Regions from separate parts of the Homo sapiens genome. Here regions 1, 2, 3, 4, 5 and 7 are each linked to region 6. Evidence: read pairs that join two places in POLR2A ChIA-PET (ENCODE). Cell type or tissue: CD4-positive, alpha-beta T cell. All regions are shown on one strand. Region 1 overlaps SEMA4D (semaphorin 4D). Region 2 overlaps SEMA4D (semaphorin 4D). Region 3 overlaps SEMA4D (semaphorin 4D). Region 4 overlaps SEMA4D (semaphorin 4D). Region 5 overlaps SEMA4D (semaphorin 4D). Region 6 has its middle 51 kb from the start of SEMA4D. Region 7 overlaps SEMA4D (semaphorin 4D).

Region 1 (4,000 bases), 66 kb after region 6:
ACCTCTGCCTCCCAAGTTCAAGTGATTCTCCTGCCTCAGCCTCCCAAGTAGCTGGGATTACAGGCATGCGCCACCATGCCCGGCTAATTTTGTATTTTTAGTAGAGATGGGGTTTCTCCATGTTGGTCAGGCTGGTCTTGAACTCCCGACCTCAGGTGATCCTCCCGTCTTGGCCTCCCAAAGTGCTAGGATTACAGGTGTGAGCCACCGTGCCCAGCCCGGTTAATGTTTTAAAGATTTTAAGGCACATGTACCCTTTGGCCATTGGAGTCTGAATGAGCTAGACATTTATTTAAAGAATCATGAATGTTAAGAAGCATTTATTGAAAAGGGTGTTTCTCAGTGTTTATAAATAGAAAATCCAGATATAACCTGGGCAGCTACTGACAGTGAAATAGTTAGGCAGGATGTGCCATAGTAACATTGGTCACTCTTTGAAAATCTAGTGTAAAATATGCCTAATGAGATGAGAAGTCAGCATAATACATCATGTGTTAAGAACAGTTTGTGAACCAACATGCATGGCAAGGACTTACAATTGCCTAGAAAGCACTAGACCATGTCCAAAATGCGAGTCAGATGTTTAGTTGATGACGTGCCTTCTGTTTTCTCCTTGGTGCTTGTCTACATTTCTCTGATTTTCTGCAACAATACTTGTTATGGAAATCACAAAGGAGAAATACAAAGGAAAAGGTTGAAAAATGTAGCTCTGGAACACACACACACACACACACACAACATACTACACACATATGCCTCCACCACCCACCCAGTACACACACACCAAACAACACACACATACACATCACACCACACACCCCATACCACACACTACACACATACCCCCCACACCACAAACACCCAGTATACACACATTACACACACACCACACAATACATCCACACACCACACACCCACCACACAATACATCCACACACCACACCACACATTCCCCATACCACACACTTCACACATACCTGCCACACCACACACACATAACACACAACACATCCATACACCACATCACATACCACACACACAGCCACCACACTACATACACACACCACACCACACACACACTACATATATACTGCATACATACACCGCACATCACACCACGGAACACCCCATACTACACACATACCCCACCATGTATACACACACCATACACGTACCTCCCCACCCCACACACCCAGTCCATACACACCACACACACTACACAAACCCACCACGTGGTACATACACATACCATGCCACACACACACACAAAACACACACAACACACACTGTACACATACACACCACACACACCACACATCAAACCCCACACATAACACCACACAGTCATATGCTGCACGTGCCGCAGCACACACAGCACACACATACCCCGTATGCATCGGAGTCTTGAGAGCTTTGCACACTTTTCCTAGACTGGTCATGCGTGCCTTGTTCCCAGAGCAGGTGGGTGTTTTGCAGCTTGTTCTGCTCCTAAAGGGCATGCAGGCAGTGAAGCTGGCCGGCCCCTCGCTTGCCTCTCCCAGATGCAGCCCAGCTGCAGGTGGGCCTGCAGGGCGGGGTGGCCGCGGCGTCCTCTTTAAGGCTCCAGTTCCTGGGGGAGCCCGGAAGCCCTTCTGTGCCTGCCAGCTTGTGCGCAGCCTCAGTGGGGCCCGCCCTCTTCCTTAGTGGGGTTGTCCCTCAGTGGTTGTTGGGGGACTGTAGGATTATTAAATGAGATGACTCCTGTAATATCCCTTCTTGCCCACGTTTGAACTGAGATGCATGTGGAATTCAGTGTTATGTTTGAAACCAAGCCTCAGGAAGGTTTCAGTGCATGGACCATATTGCTAAAACATTTTTTATTACAATACAAAAGCTTCTTGACCATCAGGCAGCCTGGCTGTGTGGGTGTCTCATGCCTGGCTGGCTTCAGACGCTGACAGTGACCCACATGCATTTTATATTGTGAGGCAGCACACGCACACACACACAGCACACAGATGCACACATGCCAGTAAGTTTTGCTCATAACAGCCGCCCTTAACTATCTGTGACACCCCCTGATATTTTTATTTGATTATATTTGTTGAAAAACTGTGTTTGCAACCCCCAGATTGAGAACTACTGACCCCCATGTGACATCTGGCCCTATGTGTAACTGCATGGAAATGTAAAAATTTTAGCGTGACGTCAATGTGTGTACACTATGTATTATTATCTTATTTCTCACGTTGGCTGACTTTGACCATGTACTCCTCTACCGCTTGATTTTCCTCTCAGTGAGGCTAATCCCCACATTTCTGGGGCTGGACATGCCTTAGAGCCTTCAGCACAGTGCCTACCCCAGGGGCTGGTGTTGGACCGCAAGCCTGAGAACAACAGGGCAGGAAAACTGGGTCAAAGCAGAGCTCTTGAGCAGGTGGAATTGGATATCTAGCTTGTCTTTGAATGCTGAGGGCAGTGGCTTGGGTTTCAAATGTGGAATCCTGGGAAGCCGCCTGGCTCCCTTGGTCTTGCCTGTAAGCAGCGGCTGCGTCCTGGATGTTCTGTGGGGCTGAGGTCTCTCTGTGCAGGGATCTGCCATCCTCATGTTCCAGTTCCTTCCACAAGAGCACGGTTGGAGCAGGGCTTGGTTTTTGCCAGCTTGGCGAAACCAGAGAGGTGGTGAGAAGGCGATTTTTAAAATAGACACCAGTCGCTGCAGGACCTGGAATCAAGCCTTCGGGGAGATACAGACTCCATTTATTTACAAGTAACCGCTCTGTGACTCCAGCCAGTGGGCACAGGTTTTATTTCAACTGGAAGAGAGTGTCATTTAATAATTAGCACATTTAGGGCTGCAGAAGGGATAGATGGCTTAGCACAGATGTCTCGCGGTGGAAATGAAGGAGCCCTGAGAATGCAGACATGCTCTCTCCCCTTTCTCTTTTCTCAGCGAGGAGACCATGCTCAGGCCACAGTGGCATTCTCTAAATAAGTGATGGTGTCATCTGGAGACTTCCACTGAGACATTTTGTGTCAGGACTACTCTGAAGCCTTTTCAAGCACTTACATTGTAGTTGCTACAGACGGAAAAACACTTTGCCAAGCACAGCCTTATTCATGAATTGTGTCAGGCCGGGAGTCCGTTCCTGCTGGTGTCACCCTCCCCAAACTGCTGGGCTGGGGGCCCTCTCCTTGCTGCTGGAGGAGGCAGAGTGTGCCTCCTGCTGCACAGGAGACATTTGCTACAGTGCAGTTATCCTGAGCTTTGCGGGGCCTTCTGCTGCTGGGGCTGAGAATGGCTGGGAGGCTTCCCTGAGGATCAGAGCTGTTGCTGATGCCTGTGTAAACCGTAACGAGTGTGGCCCGTGCTGTTCTTTGCGTTGTGACTCTTCCAAGTGCCTGTCTGATCAGAGCTGACATGAAGAGCAGATTCCATGGTCTGAGACTCTGGCCTCGTGGTCGTCAGAGTGATCCAGGTGTGGCCTGCTTGGTGGCCTTGCTGGTGCACATTCTCTGTGGACGTGTCCCAGGAGGGCAGTAGGATACAGCCAGCCAGTGGATGGTGGACATTGCAAGTGCTCTGACCGCTGTGAGCTGGTTGGTCCTCAACTGGCTTTGCTGCCTTCTTCTTAGAGCAGCTGGGTCGGCTCCATGGCCCACTACTTTGCAGTGGATCCCCTCACCCGTCTGGGCGGTGACCCCTCTCCCTGCCTCCTTTCCCCTCTTGGAGTCAAGGGAAGGTCATCGACAGGAAGCAGCAGCAGCGAAACCCTCTCACCAGGTTTGCTGTTTTCATCTTTCCATCTCCTCCTTCCTTCTGCAGTGAGATATTTGCAGAATTTACTGTGAAGCACACCTAGCCTCAGTGTGCGGCCCTTGAATCTTCACAAATGGAGCCAGCCCTGCGATGCCTGGGAAGAGGAGCAGAGCACAGGGCCCTGGGGCCCCCTGCTCACCACTCCCCAGCTGATCACAGCGCAGGTTAATCTTGGCTGGCTTGAGTCTGTGTGCCTTGGGT
Region 2 (4,000 bases), 140 kb after region 6:
TTTCATTTCTTTCACCACATTTTACTTTTAAGCTTGCTTCCATTTTCCAGGTTGTGTTTCTTTGTGACTTCTTCCAGGCCCTGGCTCAACTCTGGTCTGAAATTCAAATCAGTCAGCTCTGGTGGTGTGTGACAGGGTTGGTGGTAAACACAGCCACTGTTAAAAATTAAATATGTGGACTTAAAATGAAACAAATTATATTTAAAAAGGTAAAATACTCAGAACTCATTCCTTTCTAGTATCGTGTGCATTCTACTGTTATCTGTGTGGTTGCAGTTACTCGCCTCTTGTATCTGAGATGGCAGTGCCATGTGCTGGGTGCTGCTGTGCACCTCTCCCCAGTTCAGCGGCATCATTCTGGGAGCTCGAAAGCAGCATTTACACCACAGAAATCAGCGTGTGCTGCAAGCTGGGCACCCCCCACCTTACCCCACCGCCCACCCCCACTGCCCACCCCGTGGAGAGCCAGTTGTTACAGCTTGCCAGCACACCGTTGGTTACTGCTCACCTATTAATAGATTCCAAAGTCACCTCCCTCCTCCATTTTTATCCTTAAAGTTCATATCCTTTTAGAGTCATTTCATTGGGTTTCCAGAGAGAGTTGAAATAAATCTCTGTGTTCTCCCATCTCCTGGCTCTGGACTCTTAGCCTGGCCTGACCCCAGCATGCTTATTGGGATACGCAGAGGACTGATTGCAGTTGGGGGATCTAGATAGGAATTAGATCCCATGTAAACCATATCTCTCCAACAGTGATCCAGCATCTTTGGTATTTGACCCGAAATGAACTGGGCCTTGTGGGTCTTGCGTCTCTGCTCCTAGCCCTCCGGTGTGGGCACTTACTTCCTTAATGTGTCCAGGCCATGAACCCTCACAGAGGCTGCTTTTGTGACTGGCAAGGAACTCCTAGGCCTGTTCCTTGTTGTTACTGATTTTAATAGACTTTATTTTTTAGATCAACTTTAGGTTCATAGAAAAATTGAGAAGGTGGTACAGAGATTTCCCATATGCTCCTTCCCCACACATGCACAGCCCCCTCATTTTCAGAATCCCCCCACAGAGTGGTGCCTTTGCTACAGTCGGTGAACCCACATAGGTACCTTATCACCCGACATCTGTATCTGGACATTAGGATTGCCAGTTGGTGTTGTACATTCTGTAGGCTCGGACAAATGCATACTGACATGTGTCCACCGTGGTAGTATCCCTGCCAGCCTAGTTTCCCTGCCCTAAAAACCCTCTCTCTCCCCAGCCCCTGGGAACCACTGATCTTTTTACTGTCTTCATGGTTTTGCCTTTCCCAGAATGTCCTATAGTTGGGATCATGCAGTATGTACTTCTACAGATTGGCTTCTTTCTCTTTAATGATAAGCTTTTAAAGTTCCTCTGTGTCTTTTCATGGCCTAATGGCTTATTTATTTTTAATGCTGAGTAACGTTCCCCTGTCTGGATGTAGCGGTTTGTATACCCACTCGCCTGCCCCTGGGCTGTCTCCACGGCTGGCTTCCTGTGTGGTTGGCACGCCTTACCTCTGCAGGCTCCGCATCCGTCTTCAGAGCGCCTTCTCCCATCCCATGGCAGCTCATTGCTGTTTCTTTTGTGTGTATGGACCTTTGCCCAGCTGGGGGACATGCCACGAGAGAGGTTGTTTCTGCTTTATCCTTGCTGTGCACAGCTTGGCACTGGCTGGGACCTGGGTCTGGGTGTGGCTTGGAGGAGCCAATGTCAGTTCATTGGGTTTCACTGGGCTGGGACTGCAGCACATGGACCAGGCCACTGGTGTCCTTGCTGCATGCATGACAAGAACCCTTTCCAAGGCCCTGCCTGCCGCAGGCCTGCCTCCTCCTCCTCCTCTAGTGGCGCGGGAGCCAGTGTGAAGTCTCTCACAATGCGAGTGTGCAGTCCTCTTCTGCTTTAAGGGATGGGGCAGCCTGGCCACGTTGTCACTTCTGGCTCTCACTGGCTGTATGATGTTTGTCACATGGAACGGGAGAAAGGACGCATCCTTAAAATGCCAGGGGATCATTGCTCCAAAAGGAGGGGTAGCTGGTTTTTAATGGGAGCTTTTCTCTTGAGGGACTGTGGATAGCTTGTCACCACTGTTACCATCCTTTCTTATGTCTGTCATTGCATGCAATGAGGACTGAGAAGAGCAAGGGCAGCAGGACCCTGGAGGGGCATGGGATGTTTGTGGGTGCCAGGCCCTGGGCTGGTTGCTTCCACGCAGCCCCACTCCAGGGCGTGGGTTCTGTGGGGCCAGGACTTGTTTGTTCCAGGCTTAGCAGGAGCTCCATTCGTATTTGTCAGAGCAATAAACATTATTATTATCAGATGCTAATTGATTAGTTATATAGTAATATGATTTAGCAGATAATTCTCACAACTTTGTAGGCCAAGTAGGTCAACTTCTGTTTTGCAAACAAAAAGTGACACCATTATGGCAAGGAGCTGCAAATGTGCCTGGAATTCAGAAGATCTGAACCTATAATTTATTGAGTCTTCTTCATTGGGAGCCTATGTAGAAACCATTACTGGTTTGGGAGCTCAAAGTGGAGCAGCTTTTGGGAGCCACTCCTAATTACCAATCAGTTATACAGAGGAAAAGCCTCTCAGATGAATGAGACTGTGCAGTGGGATTTAGACCGGCAACTTCAGAACAGACACATCTGGAAATGTTCTAAGTGGTGTTGACAGGCAGGAGAGACAGCCGTTACACAGCCATGCAGAGGGGCCGAGCCCTGTGTGTTCAGGTGTAGCCAGGACAGTGCAGTGGAGGGAGTGTGGATGAGGAGCAGTTGGATGGAGGTAGAGTAGGGTTGTCCATGGCCTTGCTGGCCATGATGAAAATGTGGGCCTTATTCTGAGTGATGAGAAGGTGTTGAAACATTTCACATGGGGAAAGGATATGATCTGGATTTATGATAAGAGCATGACTTTGGCCACTGCTACTTTGTGGCAGTGGACTGGAGGGAGGTTGTGTCAGTTTGGAATGGTATTTGTTGGTAACAAAAATCTGCAAGCAAGTAATTTAAAGATTTTAATAATTTTATTAGCAAGTCTGCATAGACTCATAGCCTAGGGTCTCATAGGCTCTTGTGGGTTTCACTTGGCCATTCTTAGAATGAGACTTTTATCTTCATGTTGACAGCATGGCTGCCAGAGCTCCAGCCATCACATTCTAGTTCCAGGCAGCAGCAGGAAGAGAAGGACTGAGGGAATTGCTAGCTGAATCAGCCTCCTTTAAAGAGCTTTCCTGGAATTGCCATCTAATAAATTCCACATACAGTTTTTTTGGCCAGAACTCTCACCAGAGAAGCTGGGAGATATAGTGAGCTGGGCACACTGCCAACCCAAGTAACCTCGGAATTTTGTTAGCGAGGGTGCAGGAACATGGATGCTGGGGCAGGAAGCCAGTGATCTCTACCATGGAAGCAAGAGGCCAGGATGAGAGGTGAGCATTGCTCAGATGAGTGATGGTGGTGGAGATGGACAGGAGGAGACAAGCCCCAGATGTGTTTGAGGCTGAGCAGCAGCACCATCTATGGATTGGGGGTGGGGGTGGGGTTAGAGGTAGATGGGGTCGGCCCCTGACTGCTGGTGCTTTTTTTTAGGTGGGGACATGGACTGTAGGAATTGGCTGGAAGCAGAGTGAGGTTCTGTTTCGGCTGTGTCTGGCTGGGTGTGGAAGGCGGCATGTGGAGGTGGTAGGGAGGAGTGGGGTTCTAGAGTCTGGAGCTCAGGGGTGTGGTTGTTCCATGACCCTCACAGGACTCCTGGATAGAAGGGGGAGCAAGGGACTCAGGGATCCCAGGTTGCTGTTTTGAGTGAACTGTTTACAGAAGTGTAATGTGAAAGTGCCCAATCACTGGGTGCCCAGCTCAGGACATTCTCATAGAGTGAACCCAGGGGTGCAGCTGGCCCCAGATCAAGGTGCTAGACGCCCTTGGGCCAGTCCTGTGGCGGGTTACGCTGTGGGGCCCAGCAAAGGTACACCAGGACA
Region 3 (4,000 bases), 59 kb after region 6:
GATCCCCATGAGCTGCTGTTGACTCTCGGTGTGTGCTGTGCCTCCTCTTGGCCCCGGGGCCCACAGATGCATGGGGCTGTCCCATCGCTGGTGGACTGTGAGCATTTTCCTCATCACCTTAGTGAGTGCTGGCATTGTCTCCAGGCCGGGCAGGGATGGCCTGCATTTTGCCTGCAACACTGACTCTCAGTTCCACATGGACTGAACGCTGGAGGAATGGGAGTGTGCTTCTCTGAGAGTGGTCCCCGCACCAGCGGCATTGCACCCCTGGGAAATGCAGAGTCTCCCTGGCATCTGGAACTGTGGGGTGGGACCAGCCATCTGTTTGTTGTTGTTGTTGTTGTTGTTGTTGTTTTTGAGACAGAGTCTTGCTCTGTCGCCAGGCTGGCATGCAGTGGTGTGATCTCAGCTCACTGCAACCTCTGCCTCGTGGGTTCAAGCCATTCACCTGCGTCAGCCTCCTGAGTAGCTGGGACTACAGGCACACGCCACCATGCCCGGCTAATTTTTTGTATTTTAGTAGAGACAGCGTTTCACCATGTTGGCCAGGATGGTCTCGATCTCCTGAGCTCAGGTGATCCACCCTCCTCGGCCTCCCAAAGTGCTGGGATTACAGGTGTGAGCCACGGTGCCCAGACTCAGCCATCTGTTTTAACAGGCTCCCCAGAGGCTTTTGAACTGCTGCCCTAAGACAGGCCCACACTTGGGAGTGGGTGGGACAGGCCCATGGGGAGAAAGTAGCGGTCCCCAGGTTGGATGCACCTTAGACTTGGGGTGCTTTCCACGTGGAGTCCCACTAGAGGCAATGCTGTCCTACTCAGTTTTATTGACATGAATTATGACAAAATGTATTCACTTCAAACACAGCTAACTGAGTTTTGACACATGTAGATAGCCATGTGACTGACACCATAATCAGGATATAGACCAGGATTTGGTAAGCTTGGGCCTGCAGGTCAAGTGTGCTGGGCCAATTTATTTCGAATCATCTGTGGCTGCTTTTATGCTATTGCAGCAGAGGTGAGCAGTTGCCACAGAGACCATATGGCCCTGAGAATCCCCCTAAATTTCCCTGTTGCCCCTTTTCACTCAACCCCCTCTTCCCAGCAATTACTGATCTGCATAGATTAGATTATTATAGATTGGATTTATTTCTTCAATACTTTCAAAGTGGGAGCATATATTTGACAGTTGCTCCTAGACCTGTGATGGGATTACATCCTAATCATAAACCCATCATTAAGTTGAAGATATCCTAAGTCAAAAATGTGTTTGATACACCTGACCCGCCCAAAAGCATACCTTAGGCTAGCCCACCTTCAGCGTGCACAGAACACTTATATTAGCCTACCGTTGGGCAGAGTCATCTAACACAAAGCCTTTTTTATAATAAAGTGTTGAATATAATTTATTGAATGCCACACTGACAGTGAAAAGCAGAATGGTTGTGTGGATACTCGCAGTACCGTTTCTACTGGATTCGAATGGCTTTCACACCATTGTAAAGCCAAAAAATCATAAATGAAACCATTGTAAATGGGGGACCATCTGCATACTCTTTTGTCTAGCTCCTTTCACTCTGCATAATGTTTTTTAGATTCTTACATGTTGCTGTGCATACCGGCACTTGATGTCTTTTTATTGCTGAATAGTTGGTGGAAGTTTGAATTGTTTCCTCTTCTGGGTTTATTGTGAATCAAAGTGCTGGGAGCTACAACTCAACCACAAAAACTGCCAGTTAAAACATGGGTAAATGTGTCAATAAAGGTGATTTACAAACGGCCAATAAACATGCGAGAAGGTGCTTAACATCATTAGTTGTTAGGGAAATGTGAATCAAAGCCACAGTGAGATACCATCTCGCACCCTACTAGCTTTAATTAAAAAAAAAAAAAGGAGGGTGGAGGGAAATAACAAGCGTAGGTGAGGTTATGGAGAAATTAGAACCCTCATACACTCCGGATAGAAATGTAAAATGGTGTAGCTGTTTTGGAAAAAAGTTTGGAGATTCCTCAAAAAGTTAAATACAGAATTACCATATGACCTAGCACTCCCACTCCTACGTATATACCTAAAAGAATTGAAAGCAGGGACTCACACAAAAACTTATACACGGCTGTTCACAGTGGCACTATTCCAGTAGCCAAAGGACGGAAACCCAGATGTCCAGCAGTGGATGAATGGGTAAGCTAAATGTGGTATATTCATACATGGCCTATGATTCAGCCATAAAAAGGAGTGAAGCGCTGATACATGCTACAATGTGAATTCACCTCAAAAACATTATTCTAAGTGAAGGTAGCCAGGCACAGATTAATAGCTGCATATTGTATTATTTCATTGATATGAAATGTTCAGAATGGGCAGATCTTTCCAGACAGAAAACACGTTAGTGGTTGCCAGGAGCTGGGGAGGTGGGGGAATGGGAAGTGAACACTTAATATGCATTGGGGTTCCTTTTGAGGTCCTGGAACTAGATAGGGGTGATGGTTACATAACATTGCGAATGTACTAAATGCCACTGGATTATACGCTTTAAAATGGTAAATTTTATCTTACGAGTATTTTACCACAATAAAAGATGATATAAGACATGCTGTGAGCATTCGTGGGCAAATCTTAGCGTGGACATATGTTTTTATTTCTCCTGCGTAACTACCTACAAGTGGAATTACAGGGTTTCATGGTAAGTAGATGTTTAACTTGATTAAAAATCTGGCAAACTGCTTTGCAAAGCAGTTGTATCATTTTACGTTCCCACTGCTAACGCATGAGAGTTGCAGTTGGTTTACGTCTGTGCCAACACTTGCTGTTGTCAGTCTTATTAATTTTAGCTATTCTAGTGGAAATGTGGTAGTGCTGTATCTGTGCAGTTTTAGTTGAGCGTCTTTTCATGTGCTTATTAGCTATTTGTGTATATTCTTTTGTGAAGTGTCTGTTCAGATCTTTTGATCACTTTTTAATTGGGTTGTCTTCTTATATGTGAGTTGTAGGTGTTCTTTACATATTCTTGACTCAAACCTTTTGTCAGATACTTGTATTGCAAATATTTTCTCTCAGTCTATGGCTTGCCTTTTTATCCGTTATATCTTTCAATGGGCAGACTTTTTGGTTTTAAGTTGTTTTAATGGTTTGTGCTTTTTGTACCCTATTTAAGAAATCTTTGTCTAATCCATAGTGATAAAGATTATCTGTGTTTTCTTCTGAAAATGTGGTAATTTTAGCTTTTATGTTTAGATCTGAGATCCATTTTGGTTGGGCGTGGTGGCTCACGCCTGTAATCCCAACAGTTCGGGAGGCTGAGGTGAGTGGAACACCTGAGGTCAGGAGTTTGAGACCAGCCTGGCCAATATGGTGAAACCCTGTCTCTACTAAAAGTACAAAAATTAGCCGGATGTGATGGTGCACGTATGTAATCCCAGCTTCTTGGGAGCCTGAGGCAGGAGAATCACTTGAACCTGGGAGGCGGAGGTTGCAATGAGCTGAGATCGCACCATTGCACTCCAGCCACTCCAGCCTGTGTGACAGAGTGAGACTCTGTTCTCAAAAAAAAAAAAAAAAAAAAAAAAAAAAGATCTGTGATCCATTTCGAGTTAATTTTTAATGGAAAGAGCTAAGGATTGAGGTTCATTGTTTTACATGTAGACTTCCGATTGTTCTCACACCATTTGTTTTAAAGTAAACAACAACAGCAAGCCTCTTCTTTCTCCAGTGAATTATGTTGATACCATGTTTGTAAAGTAATTGACCATATCTGTGTGCCTTTGTTTCTGGATTCTGTTCTGTTCCATTATGGCTTATTCCTCATAGGTCCCAGTATCACACTGTCTCTGTAGTAACTCCTGAAGTCAGGTAGCATGACAATTTTGCTTCATTTTCAAAATTGTAGTGTCGGTTCTAGATCCTTTGCATTTTCTTATATACTTAAGATCAGTTTGTCAGTTTCTACAGCAAGCCTGCTTGGATTTTGGCCAGAATTGTATTAACTCCTTAGATCAAT
Region 4 (4,000 bases), 100 kb after region 6:
AACATTAAATGGTTGCAGCATTTCATGTTTGGCGCACTCCACCACACCCATCCAAGCCTTCTTCTCATCTTCACATGCTCTTGAAGTAAATGGCATGGCATCAAAACGCCTTTTCATGTCACTGAAGAAGGCATGTCAAGTTTTCATTTTCAGTCCATACTGTTTGGAGGGGTCTCATTTGTACATAGTGGTTCTCTCTCCTGCATCCTTGGTCTTGCCCTTTCCTGAGCTGATGAGAACATCCACAGCATATACTTCATGTACCTCAAATTCAGCTTTTTCATGGTCCTTCTTCTGCTTGTCTGTGGGAATCTGGGTAATGGTTTTTTCTCCATCGATGACATGCTGCTTCAGCTGGTGTGACAGCATACCTTCTATTGGCATGCAGTTAAATAAGTGGGCAACTTTGTTCCAGGCTTCTGTCACTTGTGTGTTCTGATTTCCAGGTGTGACCAGGCATGGGGCAGCTTCAGCACAACGGTGAGCTGCCTTAATAACATCTGCTTTCCTCCCTGTTACTTGGGTCCCCTGAGCTACATCAGTCAGAAAAGTACGAGCTACATTAGTGATGAAGCCATTCACATGGACCCCAAGGTCAATTTTTACCAAGTCACCTTCCTTGAGAATATAATCCTGGTCTCTCTTCAAAGGGGAGAAGTGACATACACAGTTATTTACCAAAATGCTGGTGGGAAAAGCAATACGTTTCTTCATCTCTTTTTCTTTCTTGAAGATTTTCCCTGTTTCTTGCATAATCACGGCATCACCTTTCTCACACAGGCTCAGTACTGACACACCTGAGCTAGATGCGTCCACCAAGGACCGAAGTACCCCATTGGCAATGTCACCCCCCCATCTTATAGTTGGTCACGACCAGGTCCTCGGCGATAGTTTGCTCCTGCTGCTCGTCTTTGCCTGACATCTTCCTGCCACCACCACTGCAGCCTCGTTTCCCCTGAGCCGCCCCTCTGCCTCCCTTCCCAGCCACAGGCTGTGGTCAGAGCTCCCTCGATCCTCGAGGAGAGGGCCAGCGAAAGCCGCGAACTTAGTCTTTTAGCGTGACTTCTAAGAGCATCTGAAATTATACCTGTGGCTCGCCTGGTAGGTGTAGGATCTAAACTGCTCTTTGGTGCCCTTGGATTTGACTTCCTCTCCTGCTCAGGCCCCGCCTCTGTAGTTGGGAGCTAGTGACTTGTAACAACCGTATCAGGCTTTGAGAGTGTTTTTAGCCAGCTTTAAGTGCTATTATTTTGCATTTTTGCAGACAATTACAAAATAGCCTGCTGGGCCTTAGCAAATAGCCAGGTTTCACCACTGAGATTGTACATCTGCCGGGCTCCCGGGCCTGTGCTTTCAGTGAGCATACCCCTCCCCAAAAGGCCCCGTGCTATCCGGGCTTGTGTCTCCCTTGTTTTCTGTGGGTAAGACTTACACAGTGTATTTGCCACTGATTTTCCATGTCCCAGCTGTACCCTGAATGCATCAATGGGCGTGCTCAGCCTGCAGGTCAGTGATGGTTTGTGATGAGCCCCATCCTGCCTTCCCGTGGGAGGAGGGTCCCCACGTAACCCTTTCAGGCCCTGACCTTCACTTGCTTTGGCCACCCCTGGGGTCCCACTGAGGGGCTGCTATCTATGCAGCTGCAGGACACACGCTGGAGTCCTGGGAAAAGCCCCTCAGGCACTTCCACATCTGGCCGGGCTATTTATATCCCTCAAAATGGCCCATTTTTCTTTGCAGAGAGTGAACATGTGGGCAATGCTGTCATGCCCGCCAGTGAAGCCCGTGAAACAAGCCCTTTCATTGAATAGCTTTCTGGGTGCGTCTGACACATTCTCATCTATGTGCAGAGGCCTCGTGGTTTTACGCCTTCTCTGCTGCCGTTGTGTGGATCGCTGTTCCTCAGAGTGTAGGCGGGCTGTGGCCCCCACGGCAGCCTGTTCCTGGTGCTGGGGCAGCCCGGCTGGTCTGGGTAGGCATACCTTGCCTCCCTGTCTCTATCCCACATCGCCCAGGGGAGGGTGGGTCCTCCATGGCCTGTCATGCACAGTTCACTGAGCTCCTGCCCTGGGTCCCTTATGCCTGGGCAGTGGGGCATCAGCAGAGGAAATAGTATTTACTGTTGGGGTAGACAGACCCCAAAGGAGATCAATAGGTCAGGTATGACTGGAGTTACAAGGGGGAGAAATAAAGCGGAAAAAGATGCCAGGGGCAATGGCTTACTCTTGTAAATCCCAGCACTTTGATAGGCCGAGATGGGAGGATCACTTGAGGCCAGGAGTTTGAGACCAGCCTGGGCAACATAGTGAGACCCTCATCTCTATAAAAATATAGAAAATCAGCCAGGCATGGTGAAATGCACCTGTAGTCCCAGCTGCTCAGGAGGCTGAGGTGGGAGTGTGACTTAAGGCCAGGTATTCAAGGCTGCAGTGAGCTTGTACCCCAGCGTGGGTGACAGAGCAAGACCCTATGCAAATAAATACATAAAAATAAAATACAAATAAATAAATACATAAAGCAGAGAAGGAGATGAGACGGGTTCTACAAGGGGAGCTGGGCTGATTGATGGAGCCAAGGCTGGCGCCATGCCTGTGCCTGGGGAGGAGCACCGTATGCATGGGGAACAAAGGAGCAAAGGCCCTGAGACAGATAGGAGCAAGTCTTGGGTGTCCAGGGAGCACTGAAGTGGTGGTGGGGGGCAGTGGGCTGAGGCAGAGTCAGGAAGGGTAGGGGTAGGAGAGGAGGTGGTGGGTGGGGGAGTTTGAGGGGTTGGGGAAGACCCCTGGCTTCTGGGGAAAATGGGCCATTGTGGGGGTGTCGGGCACCCGGTTAGGCTGTGAGGTGGTCTGGGAGAGCGGTGCTGGTGTGGGCACGGTGCAGCAATGTCGATGAGGAGTGGCTCCCTTCAGCGCTTATTTGAAGGTGGACCCAGAGGACTTGCTGCCAGCTTGGATCTGGGGTGGGTCATGGTGGGGGTCGGGGAGCACAGAACACCCTGGATTTTGGCCTGAGCCATTGGAAAGACTTAGGCTCCAAGTGGGCTTCCACCTGGGCTGTCTCGGAGGCATCTCAGCTTTGGGGAGGTGAGGAGCGTGGTTTGGGGACACAGGAAGCTTGAGGTGCTTATTAGTGGGGAGGAGGCTGTGGGGTACCTAAGCCTGGAGTTGAGGAAACATCTGAGGACTAGCCCAAGGGTTAGTCCTGACTGGAGCCGGGGATATGGAGGTCTCCCAGGGCAGGCCCCCTCAGAATGCCCTTGCTCCTTTGCTGTCAGGTAGAGACATGTCTGAACCTGCTCCTGTTCCATGCTGGCCTGCAAGGGTCACAAGGAGAGACAAACTTTTGGGTGCCTCCATCGAGATTGGAAGGACCGATAGGCAGCGGGCGAGGGAGGGTCGGGGTTCGGACTGGCTGCTGGGCTGCGGTGGGAGAGATGGTCTGGGCCTGGGAGATGAGATGGACAGATCCACAAGGATAGGACACATGGCAGGATTTGGAAGGGAAGGCATCTGGAGAATTGAGGGTCTCCTCTTATCTCCTGCAGTCTTTGGGGGCAGCACCTATCCCACAGGGGCACGCCCAGCTGAGACTTCGAGTCCTCCGAGCTGGACACAGTGTGGGCAGGGAGCCCGCCTGAGGCCTGGGTGCAGCGTGGTGTGGGGAGTGGAAGGCACGTCCTGAGGGGAGTCACTGTCCTCCCCCGCCAGTGTGCCTGGCACATAACCCCCCTTTCATGCCTCAGTCTCCTCCTGCTGCTGCCTTGTTTTAGAAGGTGTGGCCACCAGGGTCCAGGATGGCCCACACCCCTGCTGAGGGGAAGTGGGAAGCGGCTGATCCTTTGTGCAGGGAGCCTCGGAGCCCTGGAGAAGTCCTGGGAGGCAGCCTCCCCTCTCTGCCCTCCTTGGTGGCCCGAGAGAGGCCCCGTGGTGCTTATCATGGAGACGGGATGGTGTTTCTTGTTTTCTTTAGCCCATGTTGGGCTGGGTGGGGTCATGGCCTT
Region 5 (4,000 bases), 77 kb after region 6:
AGAGTGCTGCTGTGGGCATGGTACCCGTCTTCTCTCTGTCCTACTTCTCTGGGGGATGCCTGGGGAGGACCTGAGAAAGGGAACTCAAATTTCTGTCACTGATTGACCAGCCTGGAGTCTCTGTAGCCCTCTGACTGTCTGCCTTCACTTCTTTCTTCTTTTTGTTTTTTTGTTTGTTTTGTTTTGTTTTGTTTTTTGAGATGGAGTGCATTGCCCAGGCTGGAGTGCAGTGGTGCAGTCTCAGCTCACTGCAACCTCTGCTTCCAAGGTTCAAGCGATTCTCCTGCCTCAGCCTCCCAAGTAGCTGGGATTACAGTCATGTGCCACCATGCCCGGCTAATTTTTGTATTTTTAGTAGAGACGGTTTCACCATGTTGGGCAGGCTGGTTTCGAACTCCTGACCTCAGGTGATCCACCTGCCTCGGCCTCCCAAAGTACTGGGATTACAGGCATGAGGCACCATGCCCGGCCGTTGTTTTTGAGACAGGGTCTCATTCTGTCACCCAGGCTGATTCCCTGCAACCTTGAACTTCAGTCCTCCCATGTCAGCCTCCTGAGTAGCTGGGACCACAGGTGTGCACCACCATGCCTGGCTAGTTTTTAAATTTTTAGTCTACTAAAACCTCATCTAGACCTCTAGATGAGGTCTTGCTGTGTTGCCTAGGATGGTCTCAAACTCTGAGACTCAAGGAGTCGTCCTGCCTCGGCCTCCTAAAGTGCTGGGATTACAGGCGTCAGACCCTGTGCCCAGCCTTTGCTCCTTTTTAAGGTTTGGGTCAGCTCCGAATGGAGCACTGCTTGCTCAGGCCTAGGATGTTTTGTTGTTGTTGTTGTTATAGCACAACTTACATATTTCAAAATGTAGTATCATTTACAATATCTTAGGAAAAGTGGCAGATATCTTACAGTATCTTAAGATAAGTTGAATGAGCGCTTCCTTTCCAATACTTTATTTGTTGAGACAGGGTCTTGCTCTGTTGCCTAGGCGGGAGTGCAGTGTTGGCTTACTGCAACTTCAACCTCCTGGGCTCAAGTGATCCTCCCACCTCAGCCTCCTGAGTAGCTGGGACCACAGGCGTGTGCCACCATGCCTGGCTAATTTTTTTACATTTTTTATAGAGATGGGGTCTCACTATGTTGCCCAGGCTGGTCTCAAACCCCTGGGCTCAAGCACTCCTCTCACCTCAGCCTCCCAAAATGCTGGGATTACAGATGTGAGCCACCATGCCTGGCCCTCTCCAGTACTTTGAGGTCTACAAGATGTATCTAGAAAATTTACTACTGTGGGAAATGAAGACTACTTAAGTTGAATGGGGGAAAAGGGGAAGGGCCTGGGGTTTTTCCTTTTGATTAACTTGTAACATTGGCCTTCGCGCAGCTGAGGAAGTTTCATATATTCCATAGACATCATTAAGCACCGACATCATTAGGCCCAAAGCTCTTGCAGGACATCTTTGAATGCTATATGAATTCTGCCGTTTTGCTAGCGGTGATTTGGCTCTTGGGTCCACCATGTCGTTAGGACTGTTAACTCCACTCAAATTAATTTTTGTCACAAATCTTACAAAAGGGGGGTGCTTCTCAGTGTTTAGGTCCACATTCTATTTTAAGGCTGTATATTTGGCTTTCATAAATTGTTCTTGGATGCCCAGTGATCATTCCTGTCCATCTTGTAAGTGTCTTGTCTCCATCATCTTCTCAATCCCAGCTAACTTTGCCATCTCCTCCTCCTTTCTGGCCTTCATCGAGTTCTTACGACAGTCAGAAATTGCGAAGGACTTTTACTCCCCAGCCCTTGGTGGCTGCCATCTTGTGTTCTTTACCCTCCACCAGTGACTTCACCCTTGGGATGTGTTTTACTTACTTTTCAGTTGCCTCTTGTGGGAAGCAAAGAGCATGACTCTTTTAAAGTCAGAAGGATTGTGCAAATTGACCCAGGACCTCTGTTTCACATTTAATCACAGAATTAGAAGCCCCTATTCCTGTGTGCACCTAAGCGGGCATGCACCCGAGCTGGCATGCACCTCAGCCTGTATGCATCTGAGTCAGCATGCACCCTAGCTGGCGTGCACCTCAGCCTATATGCACCTGAGTTGGTGTGCACCTGAGCTGGCATGCACCTCAGCCTGTATGCACCTGAGCCAGTGTGCACCCTGTCTGGCTTGCACCTCAACCTATATGCACCTGAGTTGGCATGCACCTGAGCTGGCATGCACCTCAGCCTGTATGCACCTGAGCCAGTGTGCACCCTGTCTGGCTTGCACCTCAACCTATATGCACCTGAGTTGGCATGCACCTGAGCTGGCATGCACCTCAGCCTGTATGCACCTGAGCCAGCGTGCACCCTATCTGGCATGCACCTCAGCCTATATGCATCTGAGTTGGTGTGCACCTGAGCTGGCATGCACCTCAGCCTGTATGCACCTGAGCTGGCGTGCACCTGAGCTGGCATGCATCTGAGCCGGCATGCACCTGAGCCAGTGTGTATGATAAAGATTGTGAACATCTGACATGAAGCACAGCAAGCTGTTGACAGTGATGTTATCTGGAGAGTGTGGTGGGGAGAGACTTTAGCTTTTTGCTTTTTGAACTTCTTTTATTGTTTTATTTTTATACAAATACAATTTTCTAAATCTATTCTTGTGGAAGAACATGAGTTTTTACAATTGTGGTAAAATAAACATAAAATTGATCATTTTAACCATGTTTAAGGGTATAGTTTAGTGGCATTAAGTACATCCATATTGTTGGGCAGCCATCACCACCCTCCATCTCCTGAGGTTTTTCATCATCCCAAATGGAAACTCTGTACCCATTAAATAACTCCCCAGCCCTGATTCCCCTTTCTGTCGCTGTGACTGACTACTCTAGGGACCTCCTATAAGTGGAATCACGCAGTGTTTCTCCTTTTGTGTCTGGCTAAAAATAAAGGTATTTTAAAAGACATTTCAATCAAATTGGTGCAGTCATTTTATTTTGTTTTTCCTTTTCCTTTACTTTTAAAATTAATACACAGTAAGAATGATTATCTCAGTGTGCATTTCTGTGAGTTTTAAGACATGTGCAGATGGTGTAACCACGACCACAGTTAGAATACAGAGAAATTCTATCCTCCAAGAAAACTTCCCATACCATCCCTTTATATTCAGCTCCCTCCCAATCACTTATAACTGCTGAGCTACTCTTTGTTCCTATAGTTTACCTTTTCAAGAATGTCATATAATGGAACCACGCAGTACATAGCCTTTTGAGATTGACTTCTTTCACTCACCACTGTGCCGTTGAGGCTCATTCCAGCTGTTGCAGGTATCAATAGTTTGGTTTTTTTTTTGTCCCTCGGTAAGTCCATTGTGTGTTTGAACAGAACTGCTGTAAACATTTGTGTATGAGCTTTTCTATGAACATGCGGTTTCATTTCCTTTTGATAAATGTCCAGAAGTGGGATTGCTGGGTCATATGGTCCGTGTGTGTTTATTCTTATAAGAAACTGCCCAAGTCTTTTCTAGTGTGGCGGTACCATATTACAGTCTCACCAGCCACATCACTGTGTACCCTTACCAGCACCTGGTATTGTTAAGTTTTTTCTTAAGCCATTCTAATGTATATATAATGTGCTCATTGTGGTTTTAATTGCATTTCCTAGTGGCTAATGATGTAAAACATCTTTTCATGTGCTAATTTGCCATCTGTGTATCCTCTTTGGTGAAGTATCTGTTGAAGTCTTGCTCATATTTTAATTGAGTTGTTTATTTTCTTGATATTGAGTTTTGAGACTTCTTTATATATTCTAAATACAAGTTCTTTGTCAGATATGTGATTTGCAAATATTTTCTCTCAATCTTTAGCTTGCCTTTTAATTCTTTTAACAGCATCTTTCACAGAGCCAAACATTTTAATTTTGATGCAGTTCACTTTATCAATTTCCCAAATGTTGATAGAATCCATAGAAATATGACCACTTTTATGTTGTTGATCTTGGACCCTCTTGACTTTGCTTAAC
Region 6 (4,000 bases):
GAGACAGAGCTTGCAGTGAGCCGAGATCACACCACTGCACTCCAGCCTGGGCGACAGAGCAAGACTCCATCTCAAAAAAAAAAAAAAAAACTGAGTTTCCGGCCATGACGGGATGAGAGGTCAGACCCACCTGAGTATGCCCCCTTCCTTATTAATCTTTAACCAGAATTATTTCCTAAGGAATAAGCAGAAACCAGCTCTGGAAAACAAGAAACAGACAATCATTAGCCAATCACCTCAGGCCTCAATCAAATGATCTCTTGCTTTTGTGCGTTCGACACAGCTGACAAACATCCCTTTCTGAAAACTGACCACCATCTCTTGACTAATTTGGGTCAATTTACGGAGAACTCTCAGTGAGAGTTTTTTTGTTCTCCATTTCACCTTTAGACATCAGAGAACCTAAAACTCCATCCTTGGATGGTGCTAACACTGCCCATTTTAAATATGTGACCAGTGAAGAGGTGTGAAGCTCAACTGTGTATTTTTACCTTTCATGAATATTCGTGACTCCTCCCATAGCGTGCTGAATATGCATACTTAGCCAGCCGGTTCAGCATGAATTCCTGACTTACTCTTCCCTCCCTCCAAGCACTTGCTCTCGGTGTGAAGGCTGTGCTTCCCAGCCTGCAGGATGGCCGATCTACGGGCTGCAACCCTTTATGAGAAATAAAGCTCTCCTTTCCAAATTGATGAACCTTGTGATTCTCTTCAGTTTGCATCATGTTTTTTTTTTTTTTTAGAAATCGTAGAAAAGTGGAAGTAGGACAGTTCCTTTAACTGATAAAGGGTAATCATAAATGTGTATTTAATGGTAAAATGTTGAAATCCTTTCTTCTGGGATTGGGAGGAAGACGGATGCCACTCTTGGCACTGGTGATCAGCACTGTGCAGAAGCCCATAGCCAGAGAATGGCAAGAAAAGGAATAAAGGGTGCAAGGATTGGAAAAGAAGAAATGAAACAATCAGTAACGTGAGTAGTACGATTGCCTAGGATGAAAATCCAAGAGGGTCGATGGGAAAATTGTTAGAATTTGAAAGTACGTGTAGCAAGTTTCCCAGATAAACATCAAAATTCAGAAATCAGTTATACATCTTCATACTAGCAACAAAGAGAGAATTATTTTAAAATATATCATTTATGATTATACCAAAAATATCAAATGCTTGGGAATAAACTTGATGAAAGATGTGCAAGAGTCTATACAGCAAAACATAAAACAACATTAAGAAATTTTCAAAAGACCTAAATAAATGAAGAGCTATACCATGTCTACGGATGAAAAACTTCAATGTTATAAACATGTCAATTCTCTAGAAGTTCATTCATAAATTCGGTGTGATTCCAGTTAAATTTCCATTATGTGTGTGTGTGTGTCATGTGTGTGTGTGAAACTTGACAAGCTGATTCTAAAATACATGAAAATGGAAGAGCCAGGACATTCAACAAGGTTGGAGGACTTGTTCTAGTGGACATCAATTTATGATATACGCTCAAGAATTAATCCAATGTGATATTGGCTCAAGGATAAAAAAGAAAATCAGCCAATGGAACAGACTAGAACACCCAGAATGATATCACAAAAATATGATAGTTGATTTCCGAGGAAGGTGGTCCCACAAAGTGGTGGGGTCTTTCCAAGGAGTCCTGTGGAAACACTGAGATCAGATATGACCCTTGGCCACTGCCTCCCACAATTCCAGGTACACTGAGAATCTATTTGTAAAAGGCAAAACCCTAGAGCTTTGGGTTACTTTTAGAAAGTAATGTAGAATGTCTTTGAGACTCGGCAAAGACTTCTTAATCTGGATGTAAAAAATTCTAACCATCAAAGAAAATACTGAGAAATAAATATTTCTCATAAATACTACATTGAAATGAAAAGTTGTATGTATCGAAAGAGACTATGAAGACAGCAAAATGGGCAAAACTAAATAGTAGTGTTTAGAGATGGTGCTGAGAGGGTAGGGTAATAAGGGAAGTGGGAGGGGATGACCGTTCCCAGCTGAGCAGCTGGAGGGGGATGAGGAGCTCGACAGGCAGGGGGCACCAGAGAGCAGGAGAGCTCTCGAGGCTGGCCACATGCAATTTCCTGAACTGAGTGGTGTTTATATGAAGGTTTGGTTTATAACAATTAACTAAGCCATAACTCATATGTTTTCTGAGCTTTTCTGAATAGGTAGCATATTTCACAACAGAAAGAAGTAAAAATACCTACATAAATATTTAATTATTTTAGAAATCCACTTGGACAGTTTAAGTGGATTGGTTTTTTGAAATGGATGGTAATGATATGTGAGCTGTGTATTTTTTTATTCATTATTTTTTGTGAGGAGACAGGGTTTCACTCTGTCACCCAGGCTGGAGGGCAATGGCATGATCTCGGCTCACCGCAGCCTCCACCTCCTAGGTTCAAGTGAGTCTCCTGCCTCAGCCTCCTGAGTAGCTGGGACTACAGGCATGCACCACCCCACACCCAGCTAATTTTTCTGCTTTTAGTAGAGACAAGGTTTTGCCATCTTGGCCAGGCTGGTCTCAAACTCCTGGCCTCAAGTGATCCGCCCGCCTCAGCTTCCCAAGGTGCAGGGATTATAGGCGTGAGCCACTGCACCTGGCCTGTGAGCTGTATTTTTTTTTTAAAAAGAAAAGGCTCTGCAGGAGCTCATGGAGGAGAATGTGCTGTTTCTTCAGGCCACCCTATTACACTCGGGAAAGGTGCTCATGCAGCAACTCAGATTCAGCACCTGCATTTAAAAGCCTCTTGCCTCATTTATGTCTGTCTGCCTGGTCTCTGCAACGACTTTGCTGAAATAAGCATCAGCTCATAAAGTCAAACATGCCTATTCATGACTGCTCCACCCTGCGCCGTGCAGACCGCGATGAGACACCCATGTGTCCTGGAGATACAGCTCAGCAAGACACAGTGACAGGGAAAGTCATCTGACGAGGGGAGTTCTTTTCCTTCATGTCTAATTCTTCCAGTCAGGTGGCAAAATAGTCAGTGAAGAGGAACAACACAAAATGAAAAATTCCATTCTGCACAGTGGAAAAATTCAGTGTTTTCAAGGACACTATGACCAAGCAGGCCAAAGGGTGCTGAGCAGAAGCAGAAGAGCCCGTGGGAGCTGGGAATAGCCAGGTTGGTGAACCAGTGGACACCCACGTCTCTGCATGGAGACCAGCCTTCTAGGAACTGGTCCAGTTGTTTACTGTTTGGGGCAGTCAGATGTCCCTGAAAGTAGCTCTAAAGCTGGGAATAAAGGTCCCAGAGCAAACTACTCAGTGAAGAACCCCCTGAAAAATTAACACAGAGAACAGCCTTGCTCAGCCCCTATGTGCAAAATGACTTGGTGAGCTTCAAGAGCAAGGGATTGCAAGGACTTGGCTGATGGTTCCATGATACTTTCATCATCTCCAAAAGCCCAGTGGCACACACAACCACAAGGCTCAAAGAACAAAGCCAACGTTTACTTGGCTCTGAGTTCAAATTATTTTCCAAGCATTGGGTAGAGGATGGAAAATAAATATTTAATTTTCCTTTATATTTTAAGGGAAATAAGCATTCATGAAAGTTACTAGAACCTGAGATAACAATGCATTACGGGCCAGGCACGGTGGTTCATTCCTGTAATCCCAGCACTTTAGGAGGCCAAGGCAAGTGGATCACCTGAGATCAAGAGTTTGAGACCAGCCTGACCAACATGGTGAAATCCCGTATCTACTAAAAATACAAAAAATTAGTTGGGCATGGTGGCAGGTGCCTGTAATCCCAGCTACTCAGGAGACTGAGGCAAGAGAATCACTTGAACCTGGGAGGCAGAGGTTGCAGTGAGCCGAGATTGTGCCATTGCACTCCAGCCTGAGCAACAAGAACAAAACTCCATCTCAAAAAAAAAAAAAATGCATTACATAGGGAAATCATTGTTTAGATTTCCCTTGCTATAGAAGAAACTGACATCATAGTTCCTTTTAAAGTGTAACCCTGAAAAAGACTGGCAT
Region 7 (4,000 bases), 92 kb after region 6:
GAGGCTCTGGGTCTGCAGGGGGATTCTCATCTCTCCAGGAGGATAAGACCCTCAGGAATGTTAATAAGACTCCCCCCCAACACCCTTGTAGGCTGTTTCTCACATTGACATGCTCTTGCCTTATCAGTATCTCACTCCCTGAAATGACTTTCTCCAGTTGTTTCTTTGCGTCCTCAGGAGAGCCAGGGACTTTTGATGCAGCTTGGCACACAAAAGAAGCAAAAAGCATTCACTGACGGAATGAATGAGCCACATCCAAACCCTGACTCCCTTAAGCTGCCCCAGGGACTAGAGGCTGTTCACTGGAACTACAGCAACATCACCTGAGGGCCCATTAGAAATGCATGTTCTTGGACCCCCCCAGAGCACTACCGGACTGGGGCTCCAACTGGGGCCCAGAGATCTGGCATTCAGATCCTTGCCAGGGGTTCTGCTGCAGGCCGCAGTATGAGAACCACTGACCACAGGCACATGGGGTCTCTAGGAGGCTGCGATGGCTCAGAACCTGCCTCTGAGCTGCTGAGGAGGAAGGAGGTGATTCTTTCCCCAGCGTGTGAGTGGGTGGGAATGCTGGGCTGCAGCTCCCTTGGGGAGAGGATAAGGACCATGCACAGTGTGTGTATGAGTATGCATATGTGTGTAGGCACATGTGTGTAGGTAGATGTGTATATGAGTACATGTGGGTGTGTGCAGTATATCTGTATATGAGTGTGCGTATAGGTACATATGTTTGTGCATGTGTTTGTGTGTATGTGTATCCATGTGGGCATATGTATCCGTGTGTGTATGAGTGTGTGTTTAGGTGTATAAGTGTGTATGTGAATATGGCATGCATGTTTGTATGTGCATATATGTATATGTGTGTGTGTGCATGAGTGTGTATGGATGTGCGTGTTTGGATGTATATATGTGCATGTGTATGTATGTGTGTCTCTGTAGGTTTGTGTGTGATTTTGTATGTGAATATACATGTGTGCTTACATGGGTATGTGGGTGTGGTGTACCTGTGTGCATAGGTGTATACGTGTGTGCATGTAAGTGTGGGTGGGTGTGTGTCTGCTTGGATGGGTGTGTGCATGTATGCATGCATGTGATGCATGTTTGTGGCATGTGTGTGGCATGTGTGTGGCAGGCAGTCTTTTAGGTGGGCCCAGGAAGGGAACTGTGTGACCAGCCATGGGTTGGCCTTCCGTAGGATGTATGCACCATGTGGAATTTGTAGTTTCCACTAAAGAAAAGGGGCGGTGCTATGTGGGCAACTGTGGTATGTATCGGTTGCAGTGTGCAGGGTAAAAACAGCCCTAATACGGAAGCTCAGAAATGCAGGGACCAAGTTGCCTTCGGATCCCCAGGCCACTCCACAGCACGAAAAACCTGTTACTACTCTCTGGACTGTCCTCCCAAAAGCCTGTGTTTCCTGCGCAGCCACTCACATGCATACGTAAGGCCACCGTGGAGTGGTGGGCTTGCCCTGGCTCCCCTCCACAGCCTGCCTTTTTATTCTGTCTTGGGCAGTTCCCTTTCCACACAAGGTCACCTCCTCAGGGTTTGTTTTTTGTTGTTTGTTGTTTGTTTGTTTGAGACCCAGTCTCGCTCTATCGACCAGGCTGGAGTGCAGTGGCACGATCTTGGCTCACTGCAACCTCCGGCTCCTGGGTTCTAGTGATTCTCCTGTCTCAGCCTCCCAAGTAGCTGGGACTACAGGCGTGTACCACCATGCCTGGCTAATTTTTTGTATTTTTAGTAGAGATGGGGTTTCACCGTGTTAGCTAGGATGGTCTCGATCTCCTAACTAGTGATCCACCCACCTTCGGCCTCCCAAAGGGCTGGGATTACAGGCATGAGCCACCGTGCCTGGCCTGTTTTTTGTTTATTTGCTTTTTTGAGACAGGGCCTCACTCTGATGCACAGGCTGGAGTGCAGTGGCACAGTCATAGCTCACTGCTTGACAACCTGGGCTCAAGCAATCCTCCCACCTCAGCTTCTCGAGTAGCCGGGACTACAGGCATGTGTCACCATGCCTGGCTAACTTTGTTTTGTAGAGATGGGGTCTCACTGTGTTGTCCAGGCTGGTCTTGAACTTCTGGGCCCAAGCGATCCTCCCATGTCGGCCTCCCAAAGTGCTGGGATTACAGGCGTGAACCACTGTGCCCAGCTGACCTCCTTGTTCTTTGTGATGGGTGCATACACTTCAGTGTTTGGATAGACCATTTATTTGATTCTGGTCAGCCACTGATGGACTTGGAAGGTTTCCATGGCTTTGCTACGATGCAGGAAGCACCCTCATGGTGTAGCTTTGTGTCCAATTGGAATGTGATTCAGCAGCATCCCGAGCGTCACAGTCAGGTGCACTGGGTCTGCTCCCCACCTGTCAGGCGCTGGTTTCCCCACCCCATCACAGGCTCTGGTTGCTCCACCCCATCACAGGCTCTGGTTGCTCAGCTTTGTAGGTTACTGCTCATCAGAAAGATGAAAGCGACCATCCTGCTTCAGTTTGTTTCTTTCATCGTTAATGACATCGAACAGCTTTTCCCTTCAGTTGCCATTTGCGGCTCTGTGCCTTGTGGGAGGGGACTTTGCGATGCTCACTCCCTGCTCCAGGAGGCCAGTGAGGAAGGAAGGAGCCCTTTGCATTTTCTCAGAGTGTTGATTCATGTTTCTCCTTAATGCAGGGGCATTAGTAAGCCTTCCGCTACTTCTGACATTATTTAAAAAAATCCCTCCCAGCTGGACGCGGTGGCTCATGCCTGTAATCCCAGCACTTAGGGCCAAGGCGGGCAGATCACTTTAGGTCAGGAGTTCAAGACCAGCCTGGTTAACATGGTGAAACCCCGTCTCTACTAAAAAAGATACAAAAATCAGCCGGGTGTGGTGGCATGTGCCTTTAAGCTCAGCTACTCAGGAGGCTGAGGCAGCGGCAGCAGAATTGCTTGAACCTGGGAGGTGGAGGTTACAGTGAGCTGAGATCGTGCCGCTGCGCTCCAGCCTGGAGACAGACTGTCTCAAAAAGAAAAACTCTCCCAAATTCTGGTTCCTGTTTGGATTCTTCTTTTCTTCTCTCTCTCTTCCTTGCCCTCCTTCTCCTCCCCTTCTTCTCCTGATTTTGGTTTTTGAGTATGTAATTAATTTTAAAACTTAAAAAGTGTTGGAATATTGAATGCTAGCACTGACATTGTCTTCATATGTGATTTTAAATTAGGGACTGTTTTGGAGCTTTGTACTACAGTGTCCTTCTTGACTACACCTTCATTGTGGGTCACAGGGTTTCTGGGTTAGGCCTTGGCCCACCCTGGCTGCCTCCTGCACTAGAGCTCACGCCTAGTGATTGTGTGCTGAGCCAAGGAGAGGCTCTCTGCTAAGTTGGTGCCTGGCCAGGAGCAGAGGGGAGGAGAGAGATGGGTAGGGTGAAGGAAGGTGCAGATGATGCCTCCCTCCCAGTTCTTGATAATCCTTGTCTGTTAGCTGTGATGCCTCCTCTGGTCTCACGTGGCCAGGTAAGCTGTATCCTGTAACTGACAGTTCTCTAGGACGATGCTCTTGCAGTCCCTGGGGGACATTTTTCGCACAGGGTTGGGGTATGGAATTGTGTGTATGTATATTGTAAGGGAATCTGGTAGTTTATCCTGCTAAAATGTGCCCTTTTCTAACTCTGTTTCAGACTCTGCTAACACCAGATAGTGGAAAGAAACCATGTGCTGAAATGTTTGACGACACTGATGGTTTGGTAAGTGTCGGCGTCTCGGCGTCTGCCTGAGAGCCATGGTTCCTTTTGGAACTGGCTTTTCAGAAGGTCTTGTCCCGGTGTTCCATTCCTCAGTCAGCAGCGATGCCCATTCACTGTGTGACCTGCCAGGCAGGTGTCTGGAAAGTGAGGGAGGAAGGCCTGTCTCTGAAAGCTCAGGTGGTTCTGCCTGGAGTGGTAAGGGTCGGTTTAGGGGATGTGGATATAGAGGAAGTCAGAGTGGGTGGGGCAGGGGAGGCAATGAGCGAGGCAATGCTG

Evidence for each region. ChIA-PET counts read pairs that join two places held together with the same protein. Peaks named below come from ENCODE experiments on the same cell type or tissue, not always from the same donor. Only the 100,000 strongest peaks of a DNase experiment are listed, where the experiment ranks them.
Region 1: POLR2A ChIA-PET joins it to region 6 with 24 read pairs; 12 of 35 experiments call an interaction of 5 or more read pairs at or near these places.
Region 2: POLR2A ChIA-PET joins it to region 6 with 11 read pairs; 9 of 35 experiments call an interaction of 5 or more read pairs at or near these places.
Region 3: POLR2A ChIA-PET joins it to region 6 with 14 read pairs; 11 of 35 experiments call an interaction of 5 or more read pairs at or near these places.
Region 4: POLR2A ChIA-PET joins it to region 6 with 16 read pairs; 11 of 35 experiments call an interaction of 5 or more read pairs at or near these places.
Region 5: POLR2A ChIA-PET joins it to region 6 with 13 read pairs; 9 of 35 experiments call an interaction of 5 or more read pairs at or near these places.
Region 7: POLR2A ChIA-PET joins it to region 6 with 24 read pairs; 11 of 35 experiments call an interaction of 5 or more read pairs at or near these places.

What each region holds. Positions count from the first base shown.
Region 1 is chr9:89,481,726-89,485,725 of GRCh38, reverse strand. All of the region lies in intron 1 of SEMA4D (semaphorin 4D), which reads left to right. Among named protein-coding and RNA genes, the nearest start is that of SEMA4D, 14 kb to the left of the region's middle. RefSeq lists silencers at 363-452, 463-542 and an enhancer at 3,613-4,000. In CD4-positive, alpha-beta T cell, no CTCF peak of the experiment used is centred here; DNase peaks (open chromatin) are centred at 1,645 and 3,147; H3K4me3 peaks cover 2,845 bases; H3K27ac peaks cover 3,275 bases.
Region 2 is chr9:89,406,520-89,410,519 of GRCh38, reverse strand. All of the region lies in intron 2 of SEMA4D (semaphorin 4D), which reads left to right. Among named protein-coding and RNA genes, the nearest start is that of SEMA4D, 90 kb to the left of the region's middle. RefSeq lists enhancers at 3,828-3,927, 3,938-3,987, 3,476-4,000. In CD4-positive, alpha-beta T cell, no CTCF peak of the experiment used is centred here; a DNase peak (open chromatin) is centred at 1,509; H3K4me3 peaks cover 888 bases; H3K27ac peaks cover 1,492 bases.
Region 3 is chr9:89,487,926-89,491,925 of GRCh38, reverse strand. All of the region lies in intron 1 of SEMA4D (semaphorin 4D), which reads left to right. Among named protein-coding and RNA genes, the nearest start is that of SEMA4D, 8.2 kb to the left of the region's middle. In CD4-positive, alpha-beta T cell, no CTCF peak of the experiment used is centred here; DNase peaks (open chromatin) are centred at 13, 738 and 1,805; H3K4me3 peaks cover 708 bases; H3K27ac peaks cover 2,586 bases.
Region 4 is chr9:89,446,480-89,450,479 of GRCh38, reverse strand. The region is part of intron 2 of SEMA4D (semaphorin 4D); the gene reads left to right. It also overlaps the pseudogene PA2G4P6. Among named protein-coding and RNA genes, the nearest start is that of SEMA4D, 50 kb to the left of the region's middle. RefSeq lists enhancers at 502-1,350, 3,057-3,667. In CD4-positive, alpha-beta T cell, no CTCF peak of the experiment used is centred here; a DNase peak (open chromatin) is centred at 1,849; H3K27ac peaks cover 3,421 bases.
Region 5 is chr9:89,470,046-89,474,045 of GRCh38, reverse strand. All of the region lies in intron 1 of SEMA4D (semaphorin 4D), which reads left to right. It also overlaps the pseudogene LOC124902324. Among named protein-coding and RNA genes, the nearest start is that of SEMA4D, 26 kb to the left of the region's middle. RefSeq lists enhancers at 2,251-2,752, 3,324-3,413. In CD4-positive, alpha-beta T cell, no CTCF peak of the experiment used is centred here; a DNase peak (open chromatin) is centred at 2,455; H3K4me3 peaks cover 698 bases; H3K27ac peaks cover 2,405 bases.
Region 6 is chr9:89,547,271-89,551,270 of GRCh38, reverse strand. No RefSeq gene overlaps it. Among named protein-coding and RNA genes, the nearest start is that of SEMA4D, 51 kb to the right of the region's middle. RefSeq lists an enhancer at 1,179-1,348. In CD4-positive, alpha-beta T cell, CTCF peaks have their summits at 1,817 and 2,029; a DNase peak (open chromatin) is centred at 2,030.
Region 7 is chr9:89,455,612-89,459,611 of GRCh38, reverse strand. SEMA4D (semaphorin 4D) reads left to right here. Exons shown (of 16, transcript NM_001371194.2): 2 at 3,659-3,724. Among named protein-coding and RNA genes, the nearest start is that of SEMA4D, 41 kb to the left of the region's middle. In CD4-positive, alpha-beta T cell, no CTCF peak of the experiment used is centred here; a DNase peak (open chromatin) is centred at 2,461; H3K4me3 peaks cover 1,034 bases; H3K27ac peaks cover 2,901 bases.